Regions from separate parts of the Homo sapiens genome. Here region 2 is linked to region 1. A link is an interaction called in ENCODE POLR2A ChIA-PET data of the cell type or tissue named here. Cell type or tissue: GM12878. All regions are shown on one strand. Each heading gives the region's core, and the rest is flanking DNA. Links, peaks and the distances in the headings are about the cores only.

Region 1 (2,908 bases), core at 150-2,649:
CTGGGGAGGGGCAGGCGGAGGGCAAGCGGAGCTGGGATTACCCCAGGGGCTGTTGCGGGAATTGGGAGAGAGTTCCGGGCTAAATCTTAGCACATGTCAGGCTCTGCTGGCCCAGAGGTGGGAAAGGAATCCCAGCAACACATGAGCTGGTCCCACATCAGAGACTGTGGATGATGATGTTTGAGTTTCAGTTTTTGGGTCAAGGCCTGAGCCAGAGAAGAAGGAACCACTGTGGTTCCTTTTATGTTTCTGGGGCTTCTTGGAAAAAGATACAGGTTTCATTTTAGCCAGGGCTGGAGAAAGCTATGGCCAGAGCTGGGCGCACTGAGGCTCTGGATGGGCCCGTCTGGTGTATTCTGGACTCAGTCACCCATGTTGCTGCCCGTGATGAGGGCAACTGGAACTTCCGCATTTAGCTTCAGGCAGCCAGAACCTACCCATCCTTCCCAGTGAGCAGCCAGGGCCAGCCCCAGGACTCGGCTGTAGTGGCCCCTGAGGCCATAATGAGCTGCACAGGTGCCTGACCCTGGCTGGGGGAACTGACTTCGTGTTGAATGCCAAGGCTTGTGAGCACCCAACTGTCTGCCCACTGACCTGCTTCCCACGAGGTATGGCCTTTCCCTGAAACACCCAGCAGAAACCCTGGTACCTGTCCCCTGAAGCAGGAAGATGAGCCCTTCTGGGACAGGCTGACCCTGCCTCAGAGTCTCAGTCCCACCAGCAACCTCCCCCCGGCCATTCCCACACCCTCGCCCACCAGGCCACCTGCGGCTTCCAGGACTTACACGGCAGCGTACAGGCCCCCGACAGCGGAGTGGATGAATCCTCGCACGATTGTGTGCAGGATGAAGGAGAGGATCTGGGGGAGGAAAAGGCGACTGTGGGCATAAGGCCTTAAGGGACCGTCCCCTCAGCCCCCGCCCTCCAATTCCTGGGGGCCCTCACCCCAGGGGCAGTGTCAGCCTGGAGTTGGATCAACCCCATCCTCCGGAGCCAATTGTGAATTTTCAGAAATTTTGCAAGCCAGTCGTTAACACAGTCATTTTTTGTTTGTTTGTTTGTTTTGTTTTTTGTTTTGTTTGAGAAGAAGTCTTGCTTTGTCGCCCAGGCTGGAGTGCAGTGGCGTGATCTTGGCTCACTGCAAGCTTCGCCTCCTGGATTCAAGCAATTCTCCTGCCTCAGCCTTCGGAGTAGCTAGGATTACAGGCCCACGCCACCATGCCCGGCTAATTTTTGTATTTTTTAAGCAGAGATGGGGTTTCACCATGTTGGCCCGGCTGGTCTCAAACTCATGACGTTGTGATCCACCCGCCTCAGCCTCCCAAAATGATGGGATTACAGGCATGAGCCACTGCGCCCAGCCTAACCGAGTCATTATTAAAAATTAAATTATAGGCTGGGCAAGGTGGCTCACGCCCGTAATCCCAGTGCTTTGGGAGGCCGAGGAGGTGGATCACCTGAGGTCAGGAGTTCGAAACCAGCCTGGCCAACATGGCGAAACCCTGTCTTTACTAAAAATACAAAAAATTAGCTGGGCGTGGTGGTGGGCACCTGTAATCTCAGCTGCTTGGGAAGTTGAGGCAGGAGAATCGCTTGAACCAAGAGGTGGAGGTTGCAGTGAGCTGAGATCACGGCATTGCACTCCAGCCTGGTGACAAAGTGAGACTCTGTCTCAAAAAAAAAAAATAATAATAATAATAATAATTAAATTATAAGCCGAGAATGGTGGCTCACACCTGTAGTCCCAGCACTTTGGGAGGCTGAGGTGGGTGGATCATATGAGGTCAGGAGTTTGAGATCAGCCTGGCCAACACAGTGAAACCCCATCTTTACTAAAAATACAAAAATTAGCCGGGTGTGGTGGCGGGCGCCTGTATTCCCAGCTACTCAGGAGGGTGAGGCAGGAGAATCGCTTGAACCGGGGAGGCGGAGGTTGCGGTGAGCCGAGATAGCACCACTGCACTCCAGCCTGGGTGACAGAGCTAGACTCTGTCTCAAAAAAAAAAAAATTACATAAATTTATGACTAAATAAATAAATTATATTAAAGTAAAGGTAATGAATACTCAAAACTCTGAAAACTCATCACTTCCTGGCCTGGTGCAGTGGCTCACACCTGTAATCCCCACACTCTGGGAGGCCTGGGAGGATCACTTGAGCCCAGGAGTTCCAGACCAGCCTGGGCAACATGTCAAGACCCCATCTCTGCAAAAAAATATAAAAATTAACTGGGCTTGGTGGTACGTGCCCGTAGTCCCAGCTACTCAGGAGGCTGAGGTGGGAGGATCACCTGAGCTCGGGAAGTCAAGGCTGCAGTGAGCCAAGATCCCACCACTGCACTCGAGCCTGGCTGATGGGAGTGAGACCCTGTCTCAAAAAAAAACAAAATGAACGAACAAAACCATGGAAAACCTCATCCCTTCCTAATTATTTTACTTGGTTCACTAGAGCCTGTGCACGCATCAGGCTTTCCTTTTTTTTTTTTTGGAGACAGAGTCTTGCTGTGTAGCCCAGGCTGGAATGCAGTGGCACGGCTCACTGCAAGCTCCGCCTCCTGGATTCAAGCAATTCTCCTGCCTCAGCCTCCCTAGTAGCTGGGATTACAGGTGCATGCCACCAAGCCCGGCTAATTTTTGTATTTTTTGTAGAGACGGGGTTTCACTAGGCTGGTCTCGAACTCCTGACCTCAGGTGATCCACCCGCGTTGGCCTCCCAAAGTGCTGGGATTACAGGCGTGAGCCACCGTGCCCGGCCAGGCTTTTCACATCTACTGTAGAAATACCACGTGTCACTGTGACTCTCCAGTTCCACAGTCAGTGGCAACACATGGGCAGCTGGAAATCAGCCACGGTGAGTGCATGTGCACCGTGGAAGTCGGCAAACACTAGAACCAGGGCCCTGCTGACAGA
Region 2 (2,908 bases), core at 191-2,690, 190 kb before region 1:
TTCAGAAAATAGAGTATTCCCGCAATCTCCGCACTTTGGGAGGCTGAGGTGGGAAGATTTCCTGAGCCCAAGAGTTCAAGACCGGCCTGGGCAATATGGCAAGACCCCATCTCTTCACACATTTAAAAAATTAGCCGAAGAGGGCTGGGCACAGTGGCTCACGCCTGTAATTCAAGCACTTTGGGAGGCCGAGGCACGTGGATCACAAGGTCAAGAGTTCAAGACCAACCTGGCCAACATGGTGAAACCCCATTTCTACTAAAAATACAAAACAATTAGCCACGCGTTAAGCAGGTGCCTGTAATCCCAGCCACTCGGGAAGATGAGGCAGAGAACTGCTTGAACCCAGGAGGCGAAAGCTGCAGTGAGCCAAGATCCAGCCACTGCTCTCCAGCATGGGAGAAAGAGCAAGACCCTGTCTCAAAAAAATAAAAATAAAAAATAAATTAGCCAGGCATGGTGGGCACACCTGTAGTCCCAGCTACCCAGGACGCAGAGGTGGGAGGATTGCTTGAGCCCAGGAGGTGAGGGCTGCAGTGAGGTGTGTCTGCTACTGCACACCAGCTTGGGCAAGAGTGAGACCACATCTCAAAACATTAAGAGTACACATGTAAAAAGATTTATGCTCGACCGGGCGCGGTGGCTCACGCCTGTAATCCCAGCACTTTGGGAGGCCAAGGCGGGCAGATCACAACGTCAGGAGATCAAGACCATCCTGGCTAACACGGTGAAACCCTGTCTCTACTAAAAATACAAAAAAAATTAGCCAGGCATGGTGGCAGGCACCTGTACTCCCAGCTACTCAGGAGGCTGAGGCAGGATAATGGAGTGTATTTTGTATTTTGAGGGTTTCACCAGGCTGGTCTTGAACTCCTGACATTATGATCCATCCGCTTCAGCCTCCCAAAGTGCTGGGATTAAAGGAGTGAGCCACTGCGCCCAGCCCAGAGTTTTTCTCTTGTTGCTCAGGCTGGAGTGCAATGGCGCTATCTCGGCTCACTGCAACCTCCGCCTCCCGGGTTCAAGAGATTCTCCTGCCTCCGCCTCCTGGGAGTAGCTGGGATTAGAGGCATGCGCCACGAAGCCTGGCTAATTTTTTTTTGTATTTTTAGTAGAGACGGGTTTCTCCATGTTGGTCAGGCTGGTCCTGAACTCCCAACCACAGATGATCTGCCTGCCTTGGCCTCCCAAAGAAATTTTTTTTAAAATCAGTTTCAGGTTTGTTTTTTCTTTTTAGAGGAGTCTCCCTATGTTGCCCTGGCTGCCTTGCAGTGGCTATTCACAGGCATGACCATAACACTCCTTGGCTGAAGCTCACCCTCTACTGCACTCCACCCTGGGTGACAGGGAAAGACTCTGTCTCAAAAAAAAAAAAAAAAAAAGTAAAGATAAAATGAATACAGAAATGTTGGCAGCATTCTGAAACCAGAAAAGTTAAAGGTTAAGAAAAAATCTGCAGCAATAAGATAAAGGCATTAAGACCATGTTAATGATGTGCAGTTATTCATTGTTGAGAAGATGAAAATCTACCAGCAACTGGTCTAGAGGAAAACACCAAGGTCCCCTGTGATCAGTCCCCCAGGCCTCCCAACTACATGCCTCAAAAGTCATCTACTGAAAAGGTACACAACGAAAAAGTACACCATACTGCAATTTACTAAGTTCCCAGAGCTTCTTATCCAGCCATTTATAAAGCTCTAGTCCCAAATATCAGTGGTCCCCAACCTTTGTGGCACCAGGGACCAGTTTCGTGGAAGACAATTTTTCCACAGACCAGTATGGGTGCATGGCCTGGGCACTGGGGACCCCTGCATGTATCAAAGAGTTAAAAACAAAGTAGGTTTTTCAGAGGGTGGGGGAGGAGGGAAGGAAGGAAGACGGAGGATGCAGGTGGCCTGCTCCTGAATTTAATGGCTCCTATCCCAATACTAGTTCCATTACCTGTTACCTGCAAAATATACTCAGCCTACATTCCATTCTGTCTTCTTCATACATTAAAGACAACACTATTCAGAGAGAAGCTGAGCCAAAAGACTGCTATAATCCCAGCACTTTAGGAGGCCAAGGCAGGAGGACTTCTTGAGCCCAGCTGAAAGACCAGCCTGGGCAACACAGAGACCCCCAGTCTCCACAAAAAAGGGGGAAAAAAAGAAAAGAAAGCCTCAAGCAGTCTGGACTGACGTTTACACACAAGAAACTCCTTCCGAAGTGGAAGGAGTACCAGCTTTGCAGGGCACCAGCCTTGGCAGAATACCAGTGACATTTCAAATGTGTTGTCACTTTTCCTCAAGTACTGGATCCTTATCTGTAAAATGGGTAGTACTTTGCATGGCTGTTTGGATAACAAGTGAAAGAAATAGCCAATAAACAGTAGATGATATTATTATTACAGGGTTTCATCACAATGAAACACTTTAAAGAGGTTTTTCAATTTGTTAGTACCATTTTACACCAGTAGTCAGTGAAGAAACACTGAGCTTTCTACAGTCTTTAACATGGGACACCCAGCAACTGATACAGTACCCTGCATATACCAGACACCATTGGTGCTAATTAATTTAAACTAACTCTTAATTACACATAGGAACAGAGTAACTCCGAAAGCAATCATACATTCACTAGAATATAAAGTCCTTGAAAAGATCTTTTGTCTATTTTGTTCACTGATGAATCCCAAGTGTCTAAAGTGTCTAGAACAGTGCCTGGTACATAGTCGGCATTCAGTAAGTATTTGTCAAATGAGTTTGGGAACTTGTTTTTTAGTACTTTAATACTTTGATTAAGGCTTTTCAAAAGACAATAATCTTGACACTCAAGGACAACTTTTACTCTTCATATACCAGCCTATACAGAGGTACCTCTCCTCACTCTAAAAGTAACTACATGAGCCAGGCACGGTGGCTCACGC

The links. ChIA-PET counts read pairs that join two places held together with the same protein. Peaks named below come from ENCODE experiments on the same cell type or tissue, not always from the same donor. Only the 100,000 strongest peaks of a DNase experiment are listed, where the experiment ranks them.
Region 2: POLR2A ChIA-PET joins it to region 1 with 5 read pairs; 2 of 35 experiments call an interaction of 5 or more read pairs at or near these places.

The regions. Positions count from the first base shown.
Region 1 is chr17:1,577,465-1,580,372 of GRCh38, forward strand. SLC43A2 (solute carrier family 43 member 2) reads right to left here. Exons shown (of 14, transcript NM_152346.3): 12 at 786-859. Among named protein-coding and RNA genes, the nearest start is that of PITPNA, 16 kb to the left of the region's middle. RefSeq lists enhancers at 1-488, 489-1,299. In GM12878, for the core only: no CTCF peak of the experiment used is centred there; no DNase peak of the experiment used is centred there; H3K27ac peaks cover 507 bases.
Region 2 is chr17:1,383,782-1,386,689 of GRCh38, forward strand. All of the region lies in intron 1 of YWHAE (tyrosine 3-monooxygenase/tryptophan 5-monooxygenase activation protein epsilon), which reads right to left. Among named protein-coding and RNA genes, the nearest start is that of YWHAE, 15 kb to the right of the region's middle. In GM12878, for the core only: no CTCF peak of the experiment used is centred there; no DNase peak of the experiment used is centred there.